2 separate regions of the Homo sapiens genome follow, and region 2 is linked to region 1. A link is a loop called in an ENCODE intact Hi-C map of the cell type or tissue named here. Cell type or tissue: adrenal gland. All regions are shown on one strand. Each heading gives the region's core, and the rest is flanking DNA. Links, peaks and the distances in the headings are about the cores only. Region 1 overlaps ZBTB7C (zinc finger and BTB domain containing 7C). Region 2 overlaps ZBTB7C (zinc finger and BTB domain containing 7C).

Evidence for each region. Hi-C counts contacts between places; a loop is a spot of excess contacts. Peaks named below come from ENCODE experiments on the same cell type or tissue, not always from the same donor. Only the 100,000 strongest peaks of a DNase experiment are listed, where the experiment ranks them.
Region 2: it touches region 1 in a loop (1.8-fold over the local background); 2 of 110 quality-filtered maps call a loop at or near these places.

What each region holds. Positions count from the first base shown.
Region 1 is chr18:48,259,245-48,270,179 of GRCh38, reverse strand. The region is part of intron 2 of ZBTB7C (zinc finger and BTB domain containing 7C); the gene reads left to right. Among named protein-coding and RNA genes, the nearest start is that of ZBTB7C-AS2, 12 kb to the right of the region's middle. In adrenal gland, for the core only: no CTCF peak of the experiment used is centred there; DNase peaks (open chromatin) are centred at 5,519, 6,999 and 7,289.
Region 2 is chr18:48,310,870-48,321,804 of GRCh38, reverse strand. All of the region lies in intron 2 of ZBTB7C (zinc finger and BTB domain containing 7C), which reads left to right. Among named protein-coding and RNA genes, the nearest start is that of ZBTB7C-AS2, 64 kb to the right of the region's middle. RefSeq lists an enhancer at 3,250-3,751. In adrenal gland, for the core only: no CTCF peak of the experiment used is centred there; no DNase peak of the experiment used is centred there; H3K4me3 peaks cover 293 bases; H3K27ac peaks cover 696 bases.

The DNA of each region.
Region 1 (10,935 bases), core at 1,210-9,209:
AGTATCTTATCTCTTCTACTTTCTTTGTGTTTATTGTTGTTTTGCTAACTCCTTGAGGTGAACATTTAACTGATTTATATTTATTCCTTCTCTCTCTCTCCCTTGTCTGACACTGATAGTGTTACATCAGTTATCTTGTCATTATTATTTGTCTGGAATGCCTTTTTCCATTACTTTATTTTCAACCTCTTTAGATTATTCTGTTTTTTATGTCGTTGTAACAACATTAGCTGGCTTTTCTTCCCTTTTATTTAATCTGAGAATTTGTCATTTACTAGGTTATTTTAATCCTGTTCTGGACCAAGCTAATGAACCTCCAGTGTGGACTAGAGATCTCTAACAAAGAGGCTCAGAAGGAAATCACCAAGGAATAAAACATTGTCAGAACCATTTGCCGATCAAAGTGACTTCTACCTTTGAGCTGTGGGCTTCCTCCCCTCAGCTCCCAGGAGTCTCCTGAAAATCTTTAAATGTGGTCCCAGGTGTCCCTATAATCTCAGGTATTCTTGTAATTTGAGAGGTTAACATACCTTACAGTGAGTGGTGGATTTCACTTTGAGCATGGTGCTTTCATCTGCCTACGCTATATCAGCACATGAAGGAGAGAAGCTCCTGATGCTGAACCTTCTAAACAGGGGCTTTTTCTTCTCCACCACTTCATCCCCAGCTTCCACTAAGGTGCCTGATTATATGTGCTATGGTCTGACTGTTGATGGCCCCCACAAAATCATGTGTTGAAGCCTAACCTCCAAGGTGATAGTATTAGGAGGTGTGGCTTTTGGACGGTGATTAGGTCTTGAGGGTAGAACCCTTAGGAATATGATTAGTGCTCATATATCAAAGGCCTGAGGGAGCCTGGTACCTCCTTCAGTGATGTGAGGACACAGTGAGAAGGCACCATCTTTGAAACAGAGCAGGCCGGGCATGGCGGCTCACATGTGTAATCCCAGCACTTTGGGAGGCTGAGATGGGTGGATCACTTGAGGCCAGGAGTTTGGGAGCAGCCTGGTCAACAAGACAAAACCCTGCCGATACTAAAAATACAAAAAAAGTTAGCTGGGTGTGGTGGCATGTGCCTGTGGTCCCAGCTACTCAGGAGGCTGAGGCATGAGAATCACTTGAACCTGGGAGGCAGAGGTTGCAGTGAGCCAAGAGTGTACCACTGAACTCCAACCTGGGCAGCAGAGCAAGACCCTGTCTCAAAAAAAAAAAAAAAAAAAAGAAACAGAGCAAGCCCTTACTAGACATCAAATCTGCTGGTGGCTTGATCTTGGACTTCCCAGCTACTAGAACTGTGAGCAATAAATTTCAGTTGCTTACAAATTACCCAGTCTAAGATATTTTATTATAGCATCACAATGGACTAGTATAATATGCATATGTATATAGATGCATAGATAGATATATCTACATTTTTATCTACACCCCACATTTACATGTATATGTCTTGACAAGGATGCTTTCCTTGACAAACTTTAGTGAGGCTCCTCCAAGCCCTCTTCTAGCCTAGGCCTTGACCTTGGCCAGCTGAGCCCAGTTTTAGCAAAGAATCCTGCTAAGCCAGTTTATTGAGAATCCCCCCCACCCTTGATATCTGATTACCCTTGATATCTAATCAAGTTCATCATCCCTCACCCTTGATATCTAAGCCCTCAGCTTGCCTTTAGCAAGACTCCTGTTAAGCCAGTTTAGCAAGAATACCCTGCCCTTGATGTCTAATCAAGTTCTTCTTAGTTATTTCCACCCACTGGCCCCCTCACTTTGCTCCTTGGCTATAAATCCCCAGCTGTCTCTGCTGTATTCAAAGTTGAGCTCAGTTCTGCGCTGAAGTCTCTCTCCCCTAATGTGACAGCTTGCATAAAATTTGTCTTGCCATTTTAAACAAGTGTCTCATGCAAAATTTTCTTTCATAGTCTTCTATGTCTGTATAGTGAATAAATTAATAAATGAATGACATGGGGCTGGAGAAGTGCTTGTAATTATGAAAAGCGTGCCGTTGGACTTTGAAACTCAATGCTTAAACAAGTGCATGGCCTGCTGTTCCCAAAGATTTCACCTCAAACTTGTTCTCATTTGCCTATTGAAAGTATCTGCTAAATATTGTGCTCAGTTGCCAAAACGGCTGATATATCTTGAATGTTGGCCTATGGAGAGTACTTGCAATTCACATCTGTGAGACAGAGACATTTAGAAGCTAGAAATCTACAAGGCCTTTTGTCTTAGTCCATTTGGGCTGCTATCACAGAATACCATAAACTGGGTGACTTAACAACAAAAGACATTAGTTTCTTACAGTTCTAGAGGCTGGGAAGTCCAAGATCAAGGTGCCCGTAGATTTGGTGTCTGGTGAGGGGCTGCACGCTGGCTTACAACCAGCTGTTTATTGCTGTGTTCTCACGTGGTGTAAGGGTCAGGGGAGCTCTCCAGGGGTCTCTTTTATGAAAGTTCTAATCCCATTCAGGAGGGCTCCACCCTCATGACCTAATGACCTCCCAAAGGCTCCACCACCTTCTAACACCATCTCCTTGGAAGTTAGGATATCAACATGTGAGTTTGATGGAGACACGTATTGATGTGTCTTTCAACCTGCAAACCAGAACATGATGTGCTCAGAGGAACCTTGGGGAGAAGCCATGGTGAGTGAGAGTGGGAAGGAGAATTTGGGTTTCCTTTATTCCTCTGGCCTTGGTTACCATATTGATAACAATGAAGACCCAGTCGTGAAAAGACTTTGCTGCCAGACTAAAATGCATTTCCCTTTGTGCAAACTCCAGCTGAGAGTGTGGTGCCAGGCCACTCTTTATCCCTGCCGATTAGTTTTAGTTGAATAGAACTGTTGAGGGGGGCCTTGCTGTCAAGCAGTGAACACATGCCTTATCTGATGCTGGATGAATTGTTGCCAGGGATTGGTCAGTGATGACAGTGGGAAGGCCTGGACAAGAAACAGAAGAGAAAACTTCCTGTCATGTAGTTTCTGTGGTGCTGAGGGGGTATCTGATGAGCAATGGAGGAGGCTGGGCTAGAAGAAGATGACCTTGTGCTTTGATCCAACTTGACCTACAGCAGAAGCTAATCATGAGTCAAAGAGGCAGGTACCAGGGTGTTCACTGCAGCCATATTTGCAACAGTGAAAATGGAAACAAACATCAAATGACCTCAGTGTCTATTAGTAGAGGAATTTTTGAGCTATAGAGTGCTATGTAATCCTTTAAAGGAATGGGGTGGAGCCTACTAGGATGTATGTCCCATTGAAGACCCAATGTCCTTTTATTATAACACATATCTTATAATATTCCTTTTGCTAGCCTGAAATGATACTCATAAATACATGTAAACCTACCTACACATAAAACTAAAAAAAAAAAATCCATTCTATATAGCTACCTGTAACATTAAACAGAAATAAAAGGAAAGTAACTTGTAATAAAATTGTATGTATTTCACTCTATCAGTGCTTAGGCAGGAGTAGACTAGGAGACATAATGAAGTGGCCAGAAGCTTGCCCCTGTGCCTGGAGCCACTGATTTGGTACGGATGCTAGGGGGGTTGTGTGGACAGCTCAGTTGCTGAGAGCAGCACTGCTATTGCAATGAGATTTCTTTTACAATGATGAGTAACTCCTGCTAAAATTATGAACAAAACAAAGTCTGTTTCTCTATAGTGCTAGAATGCAGGTCAAGTCTTGGCTGGGTGAGATTGTGGAGGCATTGCAGGTTATTTGGCACCCTCATTTCCAACATCCGGGGTGTGGTATTGCCTGTGTTAAGAACCTCAGGCTTCTGCCACCTGCTTGTTCTATGGATGAAGAGACTGAAGAGACTGGGGTTAAAGGCCTAATAGGGACCAGAAACCAAGACCCTTGCAATAGTCCTTCTCAGTCGCCTCCTGGATGCCTTCCTCCCTGCCGTGGAGTCAGTGGGAAGAGCATGAGTTGTGGGATCGGAGGCCTGGGTGTTGGTGGGTCCTAGCTCCATCGACCACTTAAACCTCTCTAAGCATTAGCTTTATTTCACTTTAAAATTATTTTTGAATTTTTAAAATTTTGAAACAATCTCAAACTTACAGAAAAGGCACAAATGCAGTACAAGGAGCCTTCCCTCACCCCTGAACCATTTGCGAGTAAATTGCCAAACTGACGCTCCATCATCCCAGAATATTATTTAGTGTGCATTTCCTATAAACGAGAACATTCTGCTATAGAACCACACCACAGCCACCAAAACCAGGAAATTCACACTGATTTGCTGCTGCTTCATAATCCTCAGACCCTCATTACGTTGTGCAAGTGTCTCAATGATGTCGTTTTAGCAAAAGGGCCCAGTGCAGAATCACATGGTACAGCAAGTTGACACGCGTCTTTAGTCTCCTGCAGTCTGTGAGCAGTTTCTCAGTCTTTCCCTGTCTCCCATGGACTGAATGCTATTTTGTTGAATACAGGCCAGTTATTTTGTAAGTGCCCCTCATTTAGGGTTTGTCTGATGTTGGCATGATTAGATTCAAGAGATGCCTCTCTTTGACAGGATGCCATGTCCTTCATATTGTGAGTTTTATTTTCAATGTGACCATAAGAAAAACTGGGCTCTTTTATTGCACTCTGCCCACAGGCCAGCACTGGGCTCAGTGCTTTGCCTGCATGATGTCATTTAGTTCTCCTCTGGGGTATGTTCCGTTACAATCCCTGTTCTAGAGATGAGCAAACTGGCTCAGAGAGCATAAATAACTTGCCCAGCTTAAGCGAAAATCCGAGATGAACCAAGACTTGAACTCCCGTGTTCTAGCTTCAGAATTGCTGAACATATTGACTATTGTCAGAGAAAACCATAGCCAGGCACTAAAGAGATAAAGACAGATTTTAATCAGAAACTATTGCAATAAGAGAAAAGAGACTTCAGGATAGAACTAAGCTCAATCCTAAACACAACAAAGACAATTGGGGACTTACAATCAAAGAGCAGAGTTGCAGGAGCAGAGTTAGAAAATTACTAGTGGAGACATCAAGAGTAGAGGGACTCTTGCCAAACAAACCTAACAGGATTCTTGCCAAAGGCAGGCCAGGTAATTAGATATCAAGGATAGGGTTGATTCTTGCTAAAACCAGGCTTTTCAGTTCTATTAGAGACCTCCCTGGCACCACCAGGACTAGAAGGCAGATCCCTCCTCCTACCCCATCTCCACCCATTGTCTCTCATCCAGACAGGTGGTTCTCACTTCACCGTGACCTTCCCAAGTGGCATAACCATTCTGTCTTTTACTTTCTCATCTGCAGCCAAGGACTTGGGACCCCTGTCCTTCCACTTCGCTTGTGGTCGTGGGGGTTGATTGAGACGACAGATGGAAAAGAGCTTTGCAAAGTGCCCTGTGAAGGTAGAAAATTCTACAGGCTGCCCTTTTGGCTGACTCCCAGGCACAGTCCTTTTGGGGGAGTGTCCACCACATGAACATGTAGTTAGTCACCATTCCCCATGTGAGCAGACCATTTGGTGGGAGCTGGCCGGGTTAGGGGGAGGGTGATGTCAAGGAGGCTGTTGCCATGGTGACTTGGTGGTAGCCCTTCCCAGCCTCCCTTAACCGAACCCCTGCAGCCAGGTTTCCAAAGCACTGCTTTCCAGCACATTGGAAAGCTATTTCCACCTCTCTGAAACCTGGATCGTGTCTGACAGCTGAAACCCAGCCTCTCAGAAGACCCCAGAAGGTCCTTCATCAAGCCAAGCCTGGGGAGTGGGGCTCTGGCTTCCCAGAGTAGGCAGGCAAGCCTAGCTGCATCTGTGAGGATGTGCAGTGACACAGAGCCAGCTGTGGGGAGTGACATGCGGCGAGTGCTCCTTTCTTTGTTTCTCTCTGATTTATCCCAGTTGTGCTCATAAAGGTGATTTCATTCTGTGGTCATTTTAAACAATGAGCAGCTCAGTCTTATTCGCCCCATGATTACAGCTCAGCTTCTGACTGTAATTGATGTTAGCCAGGCTGGCTAATGTAATATCTTATGAAGACTGGCTCATTAATTGACTGTAGAGATGTCACCCACGCACTGGAGGTATTAACAGTCACAGGCCTTAGGTACTGCTGACTCAGCAATGGTGGGACTGCAGATTTCTGTTCCTTCTTTTAGGATGAAGTCCCAACAGTGGGATTACTAGGTTATAGAGTACAGATATCTTTATAGGTCTTGATGTGTTTTGCTAAATATTTTACCCAAATATTGCACCAGATTTTAATGTCACTAGCCGTTTACAAATGTTCTCACTTGTCTACAGTCCTACCAGCATTTGATTTATTAACTCCATTTGGGGGGCTAATTTATAACTATAAAATGGTATATTATTGCCTTATATTGCATTTGGGGGGCTTGAGTGGTTTAATTTGCATATCTTTGATTACTAATCTATTACTAACTATTTAATATGTTGGTTTATGATTTGTTTTTCCTCCTATGTATTGTCTGTTTATATCCTTGGCTCCTTTCTGCTGAGTTTTTTTTTTTTTTTTTAGCAGCTTTATTGTCACCAAGGAGCCACAGGGACATGAATAGACACAGTTCCCAGTGTCAAGAGCGAGATAGCTGACCCTCTCAGGACTGCTGTGGAAGGTTGTGGAGAGAGGCCAGGAAGGAGGTCAGGAAGGTCATTTTCGGGACACCAGAATGCTCAGCTGCATGCATTCATTAAGTACATTTTTTAAGGTCCTCTATTCCTTTGAGAAAAAGAAGAGACAGTTCTGTTTTCTCTAATCCTTAACTCTGATGTCTGGACGAGTGGCTGCAGAGTGGATGCAGAGATCAGCACAGTGTGATGCTGCCCTCAGGTTGCTGATGATTGCAAGGAGGCTGCACCAGCATCTCCCTGCCCACACGAGTTGCTCGTGCTGGTGCCACGTGAGTGGTGCTACTTGCAAGTGTACTGGGGGCCCAGAGGACAGAAAGATCCACGTGGGCTGAGGCAGTCAGAGTGTGGGGGATGGTCCTGAAGAGCAGGTAGATTTAGCCAGAAGGAGAGACCTGAAAGCCTTGCTAGGTGGGGGAAAGTGTCCACCAAGCACTGGGACAGGAACTTTTATGGTGTTTGTGGGACAATGAGGAGTTGAATCAGGCTGGAGCACATGGTTCCCATGGGAGCTGGGGCCACTCTAGGCCAGAGAGGAACAGTGGCTCATGTTATGAGCAACCTGGGCCAGGCCAGGTGCAGGTTACCCTGAGTGGGCACAGAAGGCATTCTGGTGGTAGGAGCATGAGAAGACAGAGTGGAAACAAGGTGGACAGCTCTGCAGTGAGGCCCAGCCAGTGCTCTTGGCTCGCAGATTCTGCATCCAGTGATACTGGCTGCTGGGCACTGTCAGGCTCTATAACTGGTCTGGGGCATGCTCTGTAGGCTGGTCTTGGTGGAGCCTGAAACTGCCCCATCTGGCCACATAGCCCTAAAGACAAAACCTAGCAACATGGAGTGACACGGACATGCAGTCTTCTCGAACTTAAATTGGGTTAGTGGTTGTGTGTTAATGTGTTCCTGTCTGTTGGGTATGTCACACAGGAAAGAAAGGCTGGGTAACATTTCCCTGTATGCTGATGATTTCCTTATTTATAAAGTAAGTCTGTAGGGCTTACTCCAAGATGAGACCACTCTACACTGGTGCTGTTTTCTGAGCATTTCCACATCATCTATATGAGCCCTGGTTTCATATACTGCCTGGTGTTTGTCTTAGAGAGTTTCTTGTGGGTAGGCCTCATCTCCTTAGTGAGACAGCAAGCTCTCTGAGGATAGGGAAGTAGCAGACTTCTTCCCAGAATCCCAGCAGGGCAGGACCACAGGGTGTGGACTCTGTAAGTGGTCAAGATACCCCTGTTGCTTGGTTATGGGCCACCTTCCAAGTACTTCATCCTTCAACTTCACTGAACTCTCCTGAGGCTGGAAGCATGAAGTGCTAGGGTAGACCATGAGCCAGGGAGCTTGGGTTGACATCCAGCTCTGCCGTCCTCTCACTGTGCAGCCTTGAGCCGGTCATTTTACTCTCCTGTGCCTCAGTTTCCCCAGCTGTACAATGAGACAGTCATTGAAAATAGATGTAAGGATATTTCAGATTCTTTTCCATGTTCATGCTTTCTTCACATACTCCTGTGACTTTCTAGGGATGTGAATCCCTAGCCCTGTGACTAGATATACTGGAAGGTCCCAGAGGATAGGGAAGAGGACCTTTGTCCCCTCTGCACCTTCCTTCTGGCCCTTCTGCTCTGCCTGCACCCACAGATGCTAAGATGGCTCCAGTTCAAGGTATTCTGTACAAGGAAGGCCAAGGCCAGACCTGCCTCTTCCATTTGGTGCAGAAAATAGATCTTAATGATGATGTGGAAGATTCAGAGTGCTCACATCCCCAAAATGCCTTTCCATGACCACCATGTCCTGGTTAATGGGGTATTTGGGGAGCCCACAGAGCCTGAGCTGATGCCACCTGGCACTTGCTTCGTAAGAAGCAGCGACAGTGAGAGCTTAGGGTCTATTTGGGAGCCTAGTGTCCATGCTGTGAAGATGCTCTGTGATGCATGGAGTGACTCAGAGGCGAGGATTCCAGGCAGAGCTGTTGGGTGGGCATCTAGGGTGGGAATCAGGGGTATCCTTCAGATGAACTCTTATTTTGCACAACATCATCCTATGAGAACAACTCTCTCTGGAGCCAGTGACTTAGTGCAGTCTTTCCCACATAGTTCCGGCAGCGCCAAGCCATTATTTTGCACCACAGCAATAATCATCACCATGATAATAACAGAAGTCCATTTGTTCAGTCTCTTAACTTGGAAATAAATAAGACAGCTGATCCAGTGTGAGCTCCAGCTCTAGTCTATCTGCCCCATCATCACTTGATAACGATCATGGAGCCCCTGTCTGCACACGGTGCCCTGCCCAGCACTCGAGATATTAAATCCACCTAGAAGCAGGGTATAATAATGCTGACCCTGCAGGGATGTTCCAAGAATTAATTCCTGTGGGCTCTCCATTCCGCTTTTCTCCAACACATTCAATCTTAGGAACCCAAGAGTTGGTGACGTTTATCCGATGAATTAAAACATTCCGCTGTTGCCCCTGGAACTCTTCATTACAATCCTGAGTCAATCAATGGCAGAGAGGAATACTATTTATTAGTTAAGTGGCTGCTATTGAATTCTTAATTTAAGTGGGTTTTAATTCAGTGTTTTCCTTGCTGCCCTTCATTTTGCCCTTGCTCATACAAATTTGCCCGTTAAAGCCTGGTGTGGGGCCATGCTGATGCCTTTTATCTTGATTTTGTTGTGTTTTATTTTCTGGAGAATGGTTTTCAGTGGAGGAGAAGGCAAGATGCTCAGAGTAGACAGGGAGGCCAGATCACCAGGCCTAGGGCAGGCTTTGCTGCCAGGAGCAAGGACGTCAAAATGGCTTTTCAGATAAGGTCTTATGGCGAACATGGCCTTCACTGGTGTCTTGTGCTTTGGTTTTGCCAACTCGAAAACTTTACTACAGTTCTCGCACCAGATATGAGTCAGAGCTAGTAGGTGGGATGCATAGACCATCTCCCTGACCGGAAGGGAGCTTTTGAGTGGTGGCTGTTGCAGTCTGCCTTGATCTGCTGCAACTCCAGGAGGTTACCCAGGCTGATCACAGCCACTCCTTACTGTAGCGCATGTTGTTTTCAACAGCTTTATTGGGATATAACTGAATTACAGTAAATTGCACATGGTTAAAGTGGACAATTTGGTAAGTTTAGACTTATGCATACATCTATGACATCATCACCACATCAAAATAATAGACATATCCTTCATCCCAAAAGTTTCCTGTGTCCCCTTGTGATCATATCCTCCCACTCCTAGTGCCCAGGGGGAAGGGAATGCTCGGTGACAGATCTTCTTTCTGTCATTACAGATTATTTACATTTTCTAGAATTTTATATAAATAGGCTCACACAGCATGTAATCTTTTTATGCAGTTTCTCTCACTCAGCATAGTTATTTTGAGATTAATACAAGTTGTTGCATGTATCAGTAGTTCATTCATTTTTATTGCTGAGCAGTATTCCATGGTTGTTTATCCATTTGCCTGTTGATAGACATTTGGGCTGTTTCCAGTTTTGGGCTATTACAAATAAAGTTTCTATGAACATTCATGTATGAGTCTGTGTGGATATGTTTTCATTTCTCTTGGATACAAACCTAGGAAGGGAATGATTGGACTGTGTGGTAGTATATCTTTAACTTGTTAAGAAACTGCCAAACTACTTACCAAAATAGTTGTGCCATTTTCCATTCCTATCAGTGATATAGGAGAGTTCTAGTTGGTCTGTATTGTCCTCGACATTTCGTATTTGCAGTCTTCTTATTTTCACTATTCTAATTGTTGTGGAGGGATATATCATTGTGGTTTTGATTTTCATGTCCCTTATAACTAATGACACAGAACATTTTTCATGGGCTTACTTGCCATTCATATTTTTTTTGGTAAAGTTCTGTTCAAATATTTTGCCCATTTGAGGGACAGTTGTTTGATTTCTTATTGTTGAGCTTTGGGAGTTATATACTCCAGATATGTGGGTTGCATATTTCTCACCTTCTGCAGTTTATCTTTTCATTCTCTTCATGGTATCTTACAAGGACCAAAGTTCTAAATTTTTATGAAGTCCAATTTTTCAGTTTTTTTCTTTTATGTATAGTGCTTTTTGTGTCATATCTAAGACATTATTGCCTAACTGAAGGTCAGAAAGATTTTTCTCTTGTTTTTGTCCAAAAATTCTATAGTTTTAGGTTTTACATTAAGGACAGTGGTCCCTTTTGAGTTTATTTTGTGTATGGTAGAAGGTATATATTTAGCTTTTTTGCAAAAGAATATCTCATTGTTTCATCAAGATTTGTTGAAAAGACTATCCTTTTCCCATTGAATTGCTTTTACACTCTTGTCAAAAATCATTTGTTTGTGGTTG
Region 2 (10,935 bases), core at 1,848-9,847, 51 kb before region 1:
GCGGATCGGCACGCAGCCTGCACCGTGCAGCCCATCTTCAGTGGCTCTGTGAGCAGGCTGCTGAGGCTGGCTGCCCTTGGGAGGTGTGAGGACGCAGGGGAAGTGTAAATCACACTCCATCCAGTTTCCCCACCCCTAGCCCAGCACCATTTTCACCTAGGGAAAGTCTAATAAAAATGCATTCCAAGTCCTCGTCCTAAAGGGGCAAGGATGGGGATGGGGAGGAGCTGGGGAGGGGAAGCAGTCCAGTGCAGCTTTGATTGCAGATATCTGAGCTGCAGGGCTTTTCTGGCCTTAGAATCAGCCTGGGGAAGCTGGTGGTCCTGGATATCCACTCAACTCTCCAGGCTGCGAGGCGGTCCTGCAAAAAGTCCCAAGTTTCCAGCCCATCATGTGAGGTAGGTGGGTACATGCTCTACCCAGCACAGTGCCTGCCAGCTTGGGTACAGTCAGCTCATCTCTGGGCTGAGCAAGCCCTCCAGAGGTGCCTCACATCTGTGGAGGATGCACCAGCCAGGGCTTTGTCTGGGAGAGCAAGTGGCTGAATGGAGGCTTGTGGCATGACACACCCACAAGGGAGAGGGACAGGGGAGCTAGACCAGGCCACCTGAGCAGTGGTTCCCCACCCTGGACTGCATGTTAGAATCACCTGGAAGCTTTGAGAAAATTCCAGTGCCGAGGCTATATGCCAGACCTATTATAACAGTCGTGGGGTGAGACTCAGGCACCAATAATTTATGAATTTCTCTAGGTGATTTCAATGGGCAGCTAAGGTAGAGAACCACTGACATAAAACCTAAACCTTCCTGGGCTCTGACAGTCTGGCCACATTGAGGCCTATAATGAGGACACAACAGGACCCCTGGTTGGAGCTCAGGGAGGCAGGCATGGGGCTGGCAGGCCCTGGGTGGGGAAGGATAGTCAGCCCCCTGGCCGCACAGATGGTCAGGGTTTCTGGTCAGGCTGGCTGTAGGAGGAGTTGGGAAAGAGCATGTGGAATCAGAGGTGGTGGCCGCCTGAGCCGGGGTCTGAGAAGCAGGGCCGCAGCTGCCAGTGCACTTCCTGCAGCTGGCAAGTGCCCTTCAGAACTGCAAGGGAGGGAAGGAGACAGGAAGTGCCCACTGGGCTTGGCCTCTGATATAGCATTTAGGGTAGATTTTATATTGCATGTCTGGCCTTGGCTGTCAGCCTGGGAGCCCCCAGGAGAGCAGCAGCTGTGTCATCATGATATCCGGGGTTTGGCCGCTTCTCACCTCTTCCACTGTCATCTCTCAGGTGCTGGCAGCCGTCACCTCTCACCTGGATTAGCACAATAGCCTACTGATTGGCCTCCCAGCCTCTGCCCCCAGTTCTCCTAGGCGCAGCGGACAGCAGGATCCTCTGACATGTGTCAGATGTTTCCTGCCTTGCTGAGAGCCTTCCAGTGCCCTCTCCCCACCATGTCACTCAGTCAATGCCAAGTCCCCACAGCAGCCTGCAAGAATCAAATGACCTGTTCCATCTTCCCACCTACCCATCTACCCACTTCCCCCTCGCTCCACTCCCGCCACACTGAACCCCCTGTGCTAGCGCATTCTTGCCTGAGGGCCTTGGCCTGGGATATGCCCTTTGCCTGGAAGCTTGGCCTCCAGAACCCTCATGATCCCTCCTTCTCCTTCTTCTCCAGTTTGCTTGCATGTCCCTTTCTCGGTGAAGCCTTCTCTGCCTGTCTACTTCCTGTCTCCTGAATCTTCCTCATTTCTCTTCCTAACACACTTGGATATCAACATTTTATCTTTTGCTTACTCATCTCCCTGCACTGGAATGTGAGCTCCCAGAGGCTGGGAATTTTTTTCTATTCTATTCACTGATATAAACCCACGGCCCAGACAGTTTCTAGCCTGCAACTGTCACTCTGTGTATTTGTTTCTGTTTTCCCTGCTTTTGAACTATTGGTATTTAACCACAATATTTGGCATGTGACAGTCTCTTTATTGGTCTGTGTGTGGGCTGCCTTTATTTAATTATGTATTTACTTGGTTGTTTTTATTAATGTAATAAGCACCCAAGAACCCATTGCCCAAAACAAAGCTAAGATTGGACAAATGCCTACATCCAAACATTCCCGGGCCTCCCACGGCAACCATTTTATTCCACTTATATATATTCCTAAAAATATACATTTTATTATCATTACTTTTAGCCTTGTTCAAAGCCTGTTATGCTGTATGTAATCACTGCAGCCTTTTTCACTTAATAATGTATTCAGATCCACCTACACCATTGCATGTGCCATGCTGCTTTCCTTTTGACTATAAAAAACATGTGTGGAGTGAATATTTAGCATTACGTCCCCCCATAGTGCCAAGGTCATAATCGTAGCTAACATCGATTAAGTTCTTTCTCTGTGTGAGGCACTCTGCTGAGTGTTTTATTAACCCCATTTAACGGATAGGAAAACTGAGACAGAAAAGGTAAGCAGCTGGCCCAGGATCACACCCATATGGCTTAAAGGGGCAGAGGCAGAATTTGAACCCACACAGTGTGTGTGGCTCCAGAAAACTTGCTTCTAACCTTGTACTACACTGTCTCTCTAAATGAACACCTGAATGAGCTCACACACACACTTTCCCAGACCACCAGCCCCAGAGGAAGCCCCACTGATTTGGTTACAAATCAAGGTTACACACACACACACACACACACACACACAGAGGCATTCTGGCATCGTTCATGAATACTCGTTAATTGACACAAAATTTATGGTAGGAGAAAGCGACCTTACTCTCTGATGCTTGCTAAGATCCTTCTGTCTCCCATAGCCCTCTGTCCATCTCTCTATTAAAATAAAATGCAGCTGGGCCTTGTGTTTACAGGGGTGGGGGCTCAGAACCTACTCCAGCAGGCTGAGCCCTTGGGCTTGGTTGCCAGGGGAGGGGAACAGGCTGGAACCTGTGACATGTTGGTTCTGGGAAGAAGGGGCCTGCTTGGGGCCCCTCCATACCAGGGACCCAGAAGACGGCGGGGGCCTCACTCAGGAGTGCCCTTCTTGGGGAGAGACTCTTTGAATATTAGGAACCAATGAAAGTGGTGCGGAGCCTGAGGGCTGGGCACAGGATTCAGCAAACAATAGATGCTGTTGAGAACAATCGCCCCTGCCCCAGGGGGTGTATGCAGCAGGGCCAAGTTCAGGCAAATAAGTGAACACTGTGGAGGCTTTGGGCCCAAGCCCAGTGTTGGGCTCCTGTGAGCTGGGCTGGACCAGAGGGAGGACGTGGGCCGCAGATGCGACCCTCCTAGTGTGAGGAACAGCCTGTCGCCATGCCAGCACTGATTCAAGGTCTAGGGCAGCATGGGTCTGCAAGGGGCTGTGTGGAACTTGCCTCCCTGACCAGCCGGGAAGGCAGAAGGGGCCTCTCCAGGAAGCCAGAAGCCCAAGAACCAAGCAGGTGGGCCTCTAGCCCAGAGGCTTCATCTGGAGGGATGGGGGCAGGGGAGGACTTGTGAGGGGGGGTTGGTTCCCAACCAGTCCTATGGGAGGAAGAGAGGAAGAAAACAGAAGTGAGTTTTGGTTTGTTTGTTTTTTGGTTGTTTTTTTAGGTTTTTTTTTTGTTTTGTTTTGTTTTTTGCAAGGGACATGTTCTGCTGTCATCAATAGGGGGTGGCAGAGAGCAGAAGACAAACAGCTAGGCCTCCATGGGTCACAAGTCCACCTCAGCCCTCAGTTTCCCCATCTAGAGGGCCTGGAAGCCTTGGAGCTGAGGGCATGTGTGGCGACTGAAGGGCTGGGCTATAGCTAGTGCGCATGCGCCTCAGTAGGGCCCCTGAGATGGGCAGGGGGTGAGGAAGGAGGCAGGGGTCCTCCAGCAGAGGGGAAAGGTCTGCTGAATGTCGGGCGAGCTGTCTCAACCCAGGCTGCATGTTAGAATGACCCTGGGATCTTCTGAAATTCTGATGCCCTGGCCCACCCCAGACCTACAGGGTCAGAATATCTGGGGATGGACCTGGGATCTGTATGTTTCAAAGCCTCCCCAGGTGATCCTTTTTGTTAGCCAGGATTGAGAACCACTGGCTCTGCCCTCAATAGCTGCAGGACCTGGGACGTTGACTTGTATTGCCTATAAGCTGGAGATGGTAATAGTATATGTCACATCGAGGCTGCTGTGAGGTTTCACTGAGATGCCATGTGTAAAGCTTGGCACGTGGCAGCCACCTAGGAGGAACCTATCCAGTCAGCCAAAAACACTGGTGCCTCCCTGTACTTTGCAAACAAGCTCTCGACCTGGCATCCTCAGAGCAAAGGCATCAGGGACACAGGACATTTGGGGAGACGTTTTGTTTCTGGAATCAGATCGGGGTGAGGCTGGCCTAGGGAGCTGGGTCAAAACAGTAGGCACTGCCTTGTGCCAGAGACTGAGGTCAGGGCTGAGCTGAGGCACAAGTTGAAGATCCCGCTCCACTAAAGGCTTTAGCTTTGGCTGTGATGTCTGTCTAGGAGCAGTTTTTAGCCAAGCCTGCTGAAAGGGCCACATTTTTTGAGTGTCTTTTTTTTTTTTTTTTTTTTTTTTGAGACGGAGTTTCACTCTTGTCGCCCAGGCTGGATTGCAGTGGCGCAATCTCAGCTTACTGGGTTCAAGTGATTCCCCTGCCTCAGCCTCCTGAGTAGCTGGGATTACAGGCGCCCACCATCACACCTGGCTGATTTTTGTATTTTTAGTAGAGACAGGGTTTCACCATGTTGGCCAGGCTGGTATTGAACTCCTGACCTCAGGTGATCCCCTTGCCTTGGCCTCCCAAAATGTTGGGATTACAGGCGTGAGCCACTGCACCTGGCTTGTTGAGTGTCTTCTATGTGCAAGACAAGTTCGCGTGAATTATTTCACACAATTCTCACAGCAATCATGTGTGATGGATACACATATCCCCATTTTACAGGGTCGGAAACTGAGGCCCAGAGAGGTGTGGCAGCTTGCTCATCACCACGTAGAACGAGGTCTCTTCATTGCCTCCTGTGTTAGTTCTATAAAGGAATACCTGAGGCTGGGCAATTTACAAAGAGGCTTATTTGGCTCACAGTTCTGCAGGCTGTGCAAGCATGGCACCAGGATCTGCCTGGCTTATGGTGAGGCCTCAGGGAGCTTTTAATCATGGCAGGCAAGGGGAGCTGGCATATGGATGGCAAGAGAGGGAGCAAGAGATGCCAGGCTTTTCAAAACAACCAGCTCTCCTGTGAACTATAGAGCAAGAAGTCACTCATTGCCAAGGGCATGGCACCAAGCCATTCATGAGAAATCCACTCCCATGGTCCAACACCTCCCACTAGAACCCACTTCCAACACTGGGGGTCACATTTCAACGTAAGGTTTGAAGGGGATAAACATCCAAATGATATCACCCCCATGCTGCAGCGGCCTTCCTGCTACCATCACAGCCTGTGTTTGCCTGCTCAGGCTAGGGGCTGGGGGTGGAGGAGGAGTGGTGGGGAGATGGGGTCCCGGCTCTTCAGACACCTGTGACCCCACTTCAGGCAGCTCCTACTCCTAAACCCATACATGGAAGGATTGTTCTTTTCAAAGTCCTTTAAAACAAAAACTAAAACAAATCCCCTTCTATTTTCCATGAAGATTTTTAGTAACATTCTTTTGAAAATTCCAATTCTATTTTGTCTGTAAGGAAGGGAAAACATGAGGAAGGGAGTGTTCTTTTAAGCCCAGCAGGAGCCGGGTGTCCAGGTGGTTGATGGTGTGAGGCAGGGTCTGGGTGGGAGAGTGGGTGGGAGAGTGGGAAGCCTGTTGCCAGGTCTCTAGGGCTGGAGAGTTGATGCTGTGGCTCTCTGAAGACAAGAGGAGTGAGGACAGTGAAAATTGCTGATCCTTTCTTACGGGGGCTGGGCGCTTCCCGTGCTTAGGTAGACCTGAAGGGCTATCCTCCATCCACAGGGCCTCTCCATGGCCTTGATTATACATCTTTCCAGTTGAGTTATGCTTTAGGGGTAGGGGGCAAGAAGCTAATTGAGACCCCTAAGTATCAGAGCTGGACAGGTCCATTGAGTTCACCAGCCTAGAGATTCTCTGAACAGTTGGATGGGGTGGGGATGGGGGTGGAGCACAATTGTGCAGCCCCCTGGAGAGGCTGATCTATCCACGCCCATGAGGAGCCACCCTTCCTACCGGGAGTGTGGGATTTGAGGCTGAACACAGGCTCCAGTCTACCTCGTTACCTCCCACTTTGCCCAAAATGAGGAAACTGAGGCCCAATGTGGGAGGTGTTTCTTGGGGGTCCCCAGGCTAGTAGGTGGCAAAGCTGGGGCTTCCTGAGTACCAGGCCAGTGCCCTTTGCACTCAAACCAGGCAGGGGTTGCAGGGAGTGGGAGGAGAAACTGACTACCTTGGACATCATGAGTCCCTGTGGGGAGGACCGTCACTCCATTGAGAATCCAGATACGTGATCCCTCAGCTTTGCTTTCCTCACTAGATCACAGAAAACCTTCCGCCATTTCCCTGTGTCCTGTTGGGGTTTTGAATTTTCAAAAATCCCCGAGTCCTGTGAGCCTCATCCAGCGTTGGTTTGCCAATTTACCCCCAGCAAACTCCAGCTGTTGCTGAGTTCCTCTCAACTGGTGATCCTCTCAGGGTCAGCTCTCTAGGTACCTGCTTTATGCAGAAGTTGCTGTGTTCCGAGTGTCTCAACTCCCCTGGCTTCTGAAATCACACACATTTTGTCCCAACTCTAATTGGCACTCATGAAGGCATTCCCCAGGCAGATTGGGGTAGGCTTTGACAGCCCGAACAGAGGACAGAAGCTGCCATGCCCATGGTCACCATGCCCTCTGCAGAGGGCTCCTTTCATCCGAAGGGGCTGTGCAGACCCCCAGGAGGGGGAGCTGAGGGAAACCCATTAACAGCCGGCTCAGGACTCCCCTGCTGGCTGCAAACAATGCCTGCCTGCCTGCTTGTGAAGCACTTGGAAAATGGCTCATTAAAAATGAAAGCCAGGGTCGGGGCGGGCACCTCGGGTGGCCTGCAGCCTGCACCCTTCTCCCAGCTGTCAGCAGTCTCTAGGGGATGGGCTGGCCTGGAGGGGTGGGGGCAACTGTGGGCTCTTCCTTCCCTGGTCTCCAAGGAAGCTCAGCTGGAGAGCCCTTGTTGAAGGGGATTTCTGGAAGAGGCTGCTGTGTCTTGTGCCTGATTGGGTATACAGTACTGCCCATACCTGCCACCTCCCATCATCCTGTGCACTAGTCCTAGCAGCTCTTGGCCACTATATGCAGTGACCCCACCCTTTTGTCTCCTCTCTGGGCTCTCCTGCCCTTTTCCTCCTTCACTGGACATTTGAACTTCAGATAAGCAATGAGAAGTTTAGTAGTGGCAACTAAAAATGCAGCTAGGCATTGATACATGTACCCTAGGGAGCAAAATCATCCCTTTATAACTTGAGAATCTTGAGGGGCTTTTAAGAGGGGACTCTGTCATTGGTAAGTCTTAAGGTTGCTTTTGCCATGTTCCCCAGGATTTAGAGGGAAAGATCATTGTAGACGAACTGAAGCAAGAAGTTATCAGTAATCCCGCATATTGCACAGAACGCACTTATACTAAAAAGTTATTTGTTGTTTATCTGAAATTCAGATATAACTGAGCATCCTGTACTTTTGTTCACTAAATTTGGTAACCTTATTGTGTTAGTTCGTTCTTGCGTTGCTACGAAGGAATACCTGAGACAGGGTAATTTATAAAGAGGTTTAATTGGCTTACCGTTTTGCAGCCTGTACAGGAAGCACGGTGCTGGCCTCTGGTTCTGGTGAGGCAGGTGGTGACAGGGAGCTATCATGTCACATGCCAAAGCTGGAGCAAGAAGGAGAAGGGGGTGGTCCCAGACTCTTAAACAACCAGATCTCACATGAACTGAGTGAGAACTCACTCATCACCAAGGAGATGGTGCTAAGCCATTCATGTTCTGCCTATGATCCAGTACCTCCCACCGGGCCCTACCTCCAACATTGGGAATCACATTTCAACATGAGATTTGGAGGGGATGCACATCCAAACCATGTTACTCACCCACAGAGAAATCTCCCCACAATAGGGCTGGGTCCAAGCGGGATGACATCTGTATTCTGTGGCTTCTGTCCTTTGCAAGACCAGCTCTACTTACCCATGCCCCGGAGATTGCAGTTAAAACACGCAGGTTCTGACTGAGTTGATATAGGGCAGGGCAGAGACTCTACATTTCTAGCAAGCTCCCAGGCCAGTGCTAATGACCTCTTAACAAGGCCTATGCTGCTGGTCCAGGGACCATACTTTGAGTAACAAGGAACTAGAGCAGTGATTGCAGGCTGAACCTCAGGACTGTTGGGGAGCAGGGGAGGGGGTTTAAAAACGCTGCTGCCTGACCCCCACAATTCGGATCTAATTTGTCTGGACAGGGCCTAAGCACCAAGGTGATCTAATTCCCAGGCAGGCTTGAGAACCACTGCCCTAGGCTCACTCTTAGCAACTTCTGTCTGCACTTGCTGGCCTGAGGCCTCTGGATTTTGCTAGATACTGCTTAGACTCACTCCGAACTCTAGGGTTTCCATTTCCTATGAATGATGCCCCTGGAGCTGAGCATGACAGCCACAACTGGCCTGGAAAGCAGAAATCCTAGCTTTGAGTCCATGCATTGAATACTGTGTCATCTTGGATAACTCGCTTAATCTCTCTGAGCCTTAGGTTCACACTTATAAAGAGACGAGAGGAGTGATAGTTATAACAAAAGGAGGATCAGATGAACAGGACCTGATGCAAGAGCTTCTTGGGTCCATAATCAGGCATGGGAATATCAGATGAGTTGATGACAATAGGAATCGAATGAAGAACTATTACATTTAGCATCGGCCTCTGTGGTCAAGAAGGTTCACATGGAATCAGTTACGATGTATTGACATCCCTGCCCCGTAGCATCGTGGAAGAGCTTGTCCTGTTCACCACAGCCCAGGATATAACTCCATTCTCACATTATGGCTCACACACAGTAGGCATTCAAAACACACTGCTGAACCAATGATTGAGACACTGTTTCAGAAGCCTGGGACAGCTGGGCTTCTAGGGACACAGCATGTGACATGACCCGCACTGACTCCTATGGAGTACCTACTGTGTGCCAGGGACTCTGCTAAGCTTGTTAATTCTCACAACATTGCTGTGAGGTAGGTACTATTATTATCTCTGTTCTTCACATGAGGCACAGAGAATTTAAGTAGCTTGTCCAAGGTCCCATAGCTGGAAAGCGGCAGAGCTGGGATTTGAACCCAGGCAATCTGACTCCAGAAGTCATGCTGGTGAACATTGCCCTTTACTGCCTCTTAGAAATTAAGAGCCAATGAGCATAAAACCATGACAGAAGAGTCTTTACTTGGATACTTGCTGGAGGGGTAAAATAGAGTCCTGACACAAGGGATGATATGACTCATCGTAGTGCTGTGGGGTGGCCAGCAAAGGCCAGGAAGGGAGCTTGACAAGCCTTCTGGGGTTCGGGGTAGGTAGGGCTGAGCAGGCAGGATGAACAAGAATGCCAGCTGCCTGGATGGCCTCAAGAAGATCCCTGTGGGCTGGGAACCATGGGAAGTTGGCCAGCTGGTAGCAAGGCCCAGGAGGGGACTGGATCTCCAAGATGTGGCCGAAGCCCAGGCATGTGAGCCCAGCACGTGGGCACTGCCTGAGACCTCCTTTCATGTGCCCTGAGCAGGGACAGGCTACACGTGTAGTTGAAGGTCAGGCATTGGCTCCCTTCTAAGGGGGTCAGACCGAGCTTCACAGAGGAGGAAACCCTCCTTCTGTCCCTGAGAGATGGACAGAAACTGGATAAGCAGGTGGCAGGTCAAAGATGTCTTAAGTAGGTGGGAGAATAGCAGAAGTACAGAGATTCTTGCCTTGGAAGAGTATCTAATTGAGAAATTTCAGGAATCAAAGCAGGCTTGTTGGGGAGAAATATTTGGTCTAAAATGGCTGCTTTTTCTACTTGTCTTTATCTTATTGATGAAGAAAAATCCAAATAAAAGCAAATTTTTAATGGAATAACTTTGATATCTTTACTGTCAGCCATGCATGCCCTTGGGACCCCCAATGGTCCTAGGACTTCCCTTCAAGGTGTCAGGTAAGATCACAGATTTGCCATCAGATGTATCTTAGTGTGAGTCCCATCCCAGCCACTGAATAGCCATATTATTGGGCACATTGCTTTACCTCTCTGAACCTCAGTTTTCTCATCTGTTGTATCAAGACTGTCCTGTCCATTGTAGGACATTGAGCAGCATCCCTGGCGTCTTACCCATTAGATGACAGTAGCAACCCCCTCTTACCGAGTTACTGACAACCAAAAATGTCTCCAGACATTGCCAAATGTCTCCTGGGAGGCAAATTGCCCATAATTGAGAGTGACTATAACAGACCCTGGCTTCTTCTTAGGCAGAAAAGGCTAACTTTCATTCATTCATTTTTTTTTATTTCTTCATTCAGCAGATATTTACTAAGCACTTGCGATGGTACTGTGTGCTGGGCACTGGGAGATTTGGTGCTGAGCAAGACAAGTCATGTGCCCTCAAGCAGCTCCCACCACGGGCAGGCAGGGGGTGAGAAAGACAAGAGAACAGACATCTACTGCATCTTGGGATCTGCTGCCTTAGGAAGCAGATGGTGCTATGGGAACATGAGGAAGAGATGCCTACCCCTGGGTTTTGTTGGAGGGGTGGGGAATCTGGATCAGAGGTATCACAGAGTACTGACTGGCAGGGGCCAGGAATCCCTCCATTTCTGTTGTCGATTGAATAAATCTGGGAATGGTGAGCAAAGACTGCACATGATGTAATTTACTGCCCAAATTGGCTGAAAAGATGTGCACACATCTGTCACATAGAGGGGCAGTTACTTTGTGCTGACATTTGGAGCCAGGCAGCCAGGGGCCAGCTGATGTGTCTCCTTG